Regions from separate parts of the Homo sapiens genome. Here region 1 is linked to region 2. Evidence: chromatin contacts called from ENCODE Hi-C data. All regions are on one chromosome and are shown on one strand. The core of a region is the stretch at or near the end of the contact, and the rest is flanking DNA. Distances in the headings are between cores, read along the strand shown.

What was found. A loop is a pair of places that touch in the nucleus more often than their neighbours do. Pooled maps may share reads with other maps.
Region 1: a pooled map shows a loop between it and region 2 (4-fold over the local background). The contact joins the promoter of MPZL3 here to the enhancer-like site in region 2. A Hi-C loop is called at or near these places in 4 of 37 single-sample maps with no recorded cell type and 11 of 50 pooled maps.

Annotation. Positions count from the first base shown.
Region 1 is chr11:118,251,115-118,253,683 of GRCh38, forward strand. It overlaps MPZL3 (myelin protein zero like 3), which reads right to left and starts at 1,251. Exons shown (of 6, transcript NM_198275.3): 1 at 1,108-1,251. The coding sequence starts at 1,180. It overlaps MPZL2 (myelin protein zero like 2), which reads right to left. Exons shown (of 6, transcript NM_005797.4): 6 at 2,302-2,569. RefSeq lists enhancers at 571-1,132, 734-783, 1,133-1,693.
Region 2 is chr11:118,009,695-118,014,398 of GRCh38, forward strand. It overlaps SMIM35 (small integral membrane protein 35), which reads right to left. Exons shown (of 5, transcript NM_001394165.1): 4 at 4,054-4,186. The coding sequence ends at 4,087. Among named protein-coding and RNA genes, the nearest start is that of IL10RA, 26 kb to the left of the region's middle. RefSeq lists a silencer at 222-271 and enhancers at 796-895, 1,041-1,541. Within about 2 kb of position 1,402, at least 21 of the 41 ENCODE cell types and tissues checked have a DNase peak (open chromatin) inside an H3K27ac peak, as active enhancers do.

The DNA of each region.
Region 1 (2,569 bases), core at 1-2,500, 240 kb after region 2:
GTGTGAAAGAGAGAGAGAGAGGACTGGGTTTATTAGGAGTGACAGTAGGCCAGCCTAAATATCATACTGCAAAGTAATTTAGCTTAAAAACTGGAGACTTATGATGACACAGGCAGCTGGGAGGGATCGGGGGTGTGCTGGCAACATGAATATTAGTCACCAGTTAAAAACTTTCCAGCCTTAACTGCTAAGATTTAGGACATCTGAAGTCTTTATATTAAACTATTTATATTTATATAATATTAAATATCTCTTTCAGAAATCCCCATTACCCTCAAGGAAATTTTATAAATTTAGCAATTCACTCTAATACTAGATATACTAATATTTTATTTCCCAGGAAGACACACATACACAAAATCCAGGAAATAATTGTACCTTAAGATGAAGGTAATTAGGCTGGATTGAAATTTATGCAATTTGAAAATTATATGAAAGCAAAACTCACCTAATTTTAAGATGTGAATGTCAGTGTGAATACCCTACTTCTGATATTACTTAATAAATTTTAACAGAATTTATATGCTCTTTCTTGTATTAAAAAAAGTTATGAAAATGCTAAAGCAGTTACTTTTTCATCGATATGCTTCTCTATAACGAATCACATCACATCCCTTCTGTGACTAGCAAATATTTCATTTTATAGACTACAATAATCACCTACAAAAAATAAAATTACCAACTGTCATGATTTTGTTTCCCAAAACTACTGGGGCAAACTACTGAATGCTAGAACTGTTTTCTTTCTAATCAGGGTATACAGCGCCCAAACGACAGCGGTCAACCACTGATAATAACACCACAAAATAACACCGGGTGCCCCCAAAGCCAGAGCTCTTTGTGGTTCCATCAAGTATGCTATCACCAAACTACAATGACAGGTCACGCAAGGTGAAAAAGCTCCCAAAGCTCAGGAAAGGACTGACAAAATACCAACTATCCTCAACGGGGTGGTGATGACATCGTCCCAACGTCCCGCTCCCTCCCTCCTTCCTTCCCAGAGCTATGCGGGGGCTTTCTGGAGACCCCCCTACCCGGAACCGGAAAAGCGACCATCTTCCCTAACCCCCCGGCCGGAAGTGGAGCGTAGCCAGCCGGAGCACTCACCCTGGAAGAACAGGACGCCCAGCAGAGGGAAGAGAGCGCAGCCACGGCTTCCAGCTGCTCCTCTCTGCTGCATCCCGGCAGCTCTTCAGATGCTTGCACACCTTGTTTACAGCTCCCGGTAACGACACAGGTAACACCGGAAGTGACGTCAGAGCAGGAGGCCGAGAGACAACTTAAATGGCGATCCGAAGTTACCATAGGAACCTGGCTTCTTTCCAGAACCACACCTGGTTTCACTGACCAGAGATTTATTAACTTTCAGGCGGGAGCTAAATGCTCTCTTTTGCTTGAAAATGAAGTAGGCTACGGACTTGGAATAATTACAATTTTGTTTTTATGGAATTCTGCAGAACTAAATAATTTTGATGCTCTGACTGCATGTCAGACATCGTTTTTACGTCTCGAGATTTAGTTGAAGGTTCTCAGAATACACTACTGTAAATTTAGAGTTCAGAAACACCTGGGAGATCATACAGTATAGATAAATATATATTAGGTGCTTGTAGTGATATGTGCCACAAGCCTCATTGGTTGGTGTCCTTTTTAGTGTAAGTATTGCAGCCTCCAAAATTGGGTGTTTATTAAATTACTTTTGGCGGTGGCAATGATGATCAAATCATTACAGCCTGTATTAGAGGAAAAGAGGAACTGGGATTTCTGTGTCTTTGGTTGGAAAAGTAAGAAAGTTATGTTATCACAGTACTTGAAGTGAGATGGCGTCACATACTTCTGAAAAAGAGATGGTACAATAAGTACACTGCTTTAATAATCAGTAAGCCTCTTCCCTGGAAATTGCCACATGTCAATGAAAGCAGGAGGAGAATAAAAGTATGCTTTCGCTTTGGGGAAGAATTAATAAGTTTCCATTTTTCAATTTCCATTCCTTTACTAGACTTGAAAGCCAGTAGTTTTCCCTATTAAAAGTGTAATGCAAAGTACTAAATAGAATCTTTGATACTTTTCTTTGAAAGAGCCCTCAAACTAAGTAGTGTTGTTATGCCCAATTCCCAGCTATCCAAAACAGTGTGAAAATTCTGTGGAAATCCGTATACTTCTGTTTACCCATTAGAAACTAACTGTATCCATTATTGACTTGCAGGTTGTCTCTACTAAGAAAACTTTTTGGTAAAGATTAAATATATATCCATCTGTTTTTCCTGCAATGTAGAACTTCTAGATATGTATATACACAAATTATATAACTGATAATTCTTTATTACTAAAGGTTTATTTACATAGTGTTTAAAGCATAATAAAAAATAAATTACAATACAAAAGTGCTCTTTAGGAAGGAGACACTAAACAACAGGCCCATATTACCCCTTGACTATTTAGCCAAGACATAAGCTACAAATTTTGCCGGAAAAACTGTCCATACATTTTTAACTACTTCTTCATTATTCTTATGGACCATCATCCAGGACATCTGTTTGAAGAAATATCCAGTTATAATATTTTCAAA
Region 2 (4,704 bases), core at 152-2,651:
ATACGCTAAGAACTGAGAATGCAGACGCTTTAAAAAAAAAAAAAAAAAAAGTAGATGAGGTCTTTGCTCTCCTACAGGTAAGAACCAGGAGAAGCCTTGGAAAAATAGTCCAATCTTTTGATTCCAGATGCTGAAATAGATGTCCAAAGAGGTGGAGTAAGTAGCCCATGACCACACAGCACATCAGGGCAGGGTCAGAACCAGACCTTATACTACATTCAGTTCTCATCCTTACGCCCTGATGTCAGCTACATCCGTGAGGGTGCAGACTCTGCTCAGCTCTGGTGCAGCCAGTAGCCAGTTGTGGAACTTGGGTAAAGCATGCTGCTTTTCTGACCCAAGTGCCCCCATATGTAAAACGGGACCAAGAATAATCCCTGTGTCTCAAGCTTGACATAAGGCTCAAAATGCAGTACCATGCAAGAAAAGGCTTTGTGTTCTGTGGACTGTGAACTGTGCAAACAGTCTCTGCTCCTCCTTTTGATCACTAAGCAGTTTTTAAAAAGATAATAATGATCCTCCCATCTGCTCCTACTTTGAGTTTCTCAGACTCCTGAAGCAGAGAGAGGGGCACCAGAGACACTGCCCTCCTGGCTCCTGGCACCTGGCCCCCTCCAATGCCACTGGCATGGGACGAGATCATTAAGACTTCAAGGAGAACTTAGAGGAGAGAAAAGCTCCCTCTTCGCCTCCCAGCCTCATCATGATTTTGATCAATTTTCTAGGACAAAGCAGCCTTCTGTGGCTACATTGGGTGTCTCTTCTCTACTCGGCAAGTAGTCACTGACCTCCTCCAGCACGCTCCAGTTTTAGGAGTTACTAAAGACCTATGGAACATAACTTTGTTGGCAGAGGGTTCAGCCTGGTTGAGGAACAGCACAAATGGAGGAAATGTGGCCACCTGCAATTCAGATCAAAATGGTTGGTGTCAAGTCTCAAGCCCTGAGCGAAGTCACAGCAAAGACGGACTTGGGCCATCTCACAGAGACTAGATATGGCCAGGAGGGGAGGGGCTGCAGGGACAAGAGGCCACCCAGGCTGGAGAATAGCCCCAGAGAAGGCACCAAAGCGTGGCAGGGGAACCCGGACCAGCCAGCCCTTGGACCCCCAGCCCCCGTGACTGCCTCTGGGCTCTTAGGGCCAGTGGAAAGAAGAACCGTAAAAAGGTAGCGGGAAGGTGTTGGGAGAGGCTCTGGCACTGCTATGATCTGGGTCCCAGCCAGTGCCTGGCTCAGCCAAACCTGTGGCTGGGTTTCCAGGCATCTGCTCCCGAATCGTTTCTAAACAAGCTGGAATCTGCCCTTTAGAGCCCTCAACAGAAACACGCAAAGTCCAGGGGTAAGGCCCAGGCCCCAAGGGTGAAGAAAGCTGTGCTCGCCAGTAGCCTGCGGAAGTAAGGAAAAGAGGGGGAGGCTGAGGGGACAGAGGGTGCGTCAGAGGGCCCTAAAAGAGGAAGTCGCCCAGTATCAGTTCTGCTCCCGAGGATGGGAAATACCCTCCGTGCTCCCAGCCCCGGGCAGCTGTCCCCGTCTCCTCACCTGAAGCCACAGACCTGGGGCCAGGGCCACCTGGGTCCTGGGTCCCATCCTCCCTTTCAAGATTCCCCAAGGCTACTGAGTTCTGAGCACTTCCGGGGGCCTAGGGTGGCCGGGCATGGACTGCAGACCCAGGATCCCTGCTAGGCAGGGTGCGGGTACAGAGTTTTATTGGGGCCGGGCCAGGTGCAGCAGCTGACACCTATAATCCCAGCACTTTGGGAGGCCGAGGCGGGTGGCTCACTTGAGGTTAGGAGTTCGGGACCAGCCTGGCCAACATAGTGAAACCCCATCTGTACTAAAAATATAAAAGTTAGTCGGGCATGATGGCGCACACCTGTAACCCCAGCTACTTGGGAGGCTGAGGCAGGAGGATCCTTTGAACCTGGGAGACGGAGGTTGCAGTGAGCCAAGATCCCGCCACTGCACTCCAGCCTGGGCAACAGGGCAAGACTCCATCTCAAAAAAAGAAAGAAAGAAAGTTTTACTGGGGCCCAAACCTCAGGGGTTAGGAAAGAGGCCCCAGTCCTCAGAATTGAAATCCAAGGAAGGAAGCCGAAGACAACTCATCTCCCCTCCCTGCTATTCCAAGAGGCCTTCAAGGAAGGGAGGGGTCTCAGAACCACTAAGGGGCCTTCCTCACTCCCACTTACTCAGGGGCAGAAGACTCAGTTGAAGACCTCCAAATCCAGAGACTTGGTAATTAAGTCAAAGCCTGGCTATGCTGGGAGAATGGCCTCCAGACCCTGGCAGAAAATGGGGTAAGGGCTGGTGAGGCTCCCCACCTTCCTTCCTCTACAATCTGCTAGAACCCAAAACGAGAAATGAGGCTTTGGGAAAGGGAGCACAGGAAGAGAAATCACACAGCTTCCCTCCTCCTCCCACTTGCTCTATTGGGCTCCTGCATCTGTTGCTGGGCTGCTAGCAGAGAGGCTGGCAGCTGGCTGTTCTAACTGCAGGTTTCAGCAGTGACAGGCTCCCTTCTCTTGCCCTACTCCATCCACAGGAGCCCCGAGGACTCTGCCTCTCTGGTTTGAACAAGTCTGCACTAAGCACCTTCTAAGCTGACGTCCTGTGCACACTCTGCCTCCAGTCCAGCAGGGCACAGACCGGAGAAAGGAGTGATGACTCACGAGGGGAACTGCCCTGCTGTCTACCAAACTACAGTGGATTCCTGGTTTCCCTGGTGCATTATCTGGTTTGTTCAGCCTCGCCTGGGTTCCTCTTCACACTCCCACCATTTCTGGCCCACTTTTGCCACAGGACAGGCTTTGCACAAGAAATGCAGAACACTGTAATGTAGAACTCACCCACTCCCCCGTGCCCAGCCCATTGCAGGAGCCTAGGCGACAAGAACATGTTTCTAGACTGTTCTCAGCACTGCACATCAAAATTGGGAGTTGGCCATGTTTGGGAGGCACTGAGGCCTTGAGCAGTAAGAGAACAGGCCCAGATTGGGGATGGGGCAGGGGGAGGGTTGAAAGTGCTGGAATCAAGTACAGAGGGGGCAGGGCAGAGTCGAGGCCCAGCTCAGTCTTCAGGGAAGTTGGCCTCAGGTGGGAATGTTAAAACCATGTCTGGAATCACCTCTGTATAACTTTGCTTATTGAAGCTATGAGTGGCTTTCTGGCCCCTGGTCAACCCTACAAGGGCAGGTAACTGGAGATACTACATAAAGAAGCTCCCTGCTGGTGTCTGGAGGCCTTGCCCACACTGGACTGCACTGGGCAGGGCTGGTTCTCCAGGACATCTGTGACCCCTCCTACAGGCTCAGGGGCTTCCTGGGATCTAGATTCCTCCTGAGGAATGGTGGCCTCTTTTAGTTCTGAGAGAAAGCCGCTGCTGCCCAGCCAGACTCCATTCCCAGAGGCCTGACTCCCCAGGACTCCCATACCATAGGCTGGTGGCGTATCCAGAGGAGACCCCCTCATTCTCCACAATGAGGGGCCAGGCCAGGCCTTGAAGATCCGAGGGGATGAGGGCAGTCCAGGGGAGCCTGGGAGGGGCAAGAACTGCCCAAGAGAGAAATGGTTTGAATGGGAAAAAGCAACTGAGATGTGGGGAAGGGATGGGCTTAAAGGCAGGCAAGGGAACGTGTGGCCAGAGTTGGCGGGCCATGAAGCAGGGGAGGCTCCTGGGCTCAGAAAGCTCAGAACTGAAGTGCTAGAGTGATGCTTCTTGGAGATATTGGCCATCTGGAAATTTTATCTCAGAGCAAGAGTTAAGATAAAAAGCTGTGCTCTAGAAGCTTCCACCTTGAATGCAAACAGAACCTTCCCAGGAAGGAAAGGCCGGGCATGGATTGGGTGGACAGGAGGAAACAGGGCAGGCCCAGTGCCAGAAGCGGGTGGGGGAAAACATGACCCAAGCCTGAGATCGGCACCAGAAGACAGGGGATGAACCAAATAATCTCTTTGGGTTCCAAGTGGTCCTTGGTGCGAGGCTTGGGTGACTGGACCCTCTTAGGACCTTACTTGGACATCAGGCTCACTCGGCAGCTCTCCCAACTCCAACTCACCTCCCCAGGGCTTCACAAGTTGCTGTCTCTGCATCAGACTAGCCCGTTGGAGAACTTCATGTAGCCACCATCTGTGCTGCTGATGTGACCACTGATGGTGAAGGGTGGACCCATCTCCAGATCCTTCAGGTTCCTGAAAAAGATGATCCAATCAGGCTACTGGAGCTGATAACCTAGCCTCTCCCTGGGTCCCCATCTCCCTTGACTCCAGGGCACCAACTCACTGACTTGTCTTCCAGAAAAGGAAGTGGGCCACTTACCATAATCATCTCTCAGGGCCAAAGGAGGTACAGCCCTGCCTGTGGCAAGTAGATGAGATGACCAACGCCAAGAGGACTTCCAGCTCGCACTCCCTGAATCCCTGATTTTCTGATATGCTCTTCTTTCTGATACCATCTTGTGCCTGAGATTACATTATTTGTAATCAGACCTGTCTCCAGCAGAGACATGAAATGCTTGAAGACAGAGACTATGCCCAGTCATCTTTGTACTCTTTGAAACTAATACGGCAGTAGTGGTGGTTATGATAGCATCTTTCTGAATAAATGATAAGGAAGGAAAGAAGGAAGGAAGGAAGGGAAGGGAAGGAAAGGAAAGGAAGGAAGAAAGGAAGGCAGCTCTGTCTGCTTGGGGGAGAGATGGATGGATGGA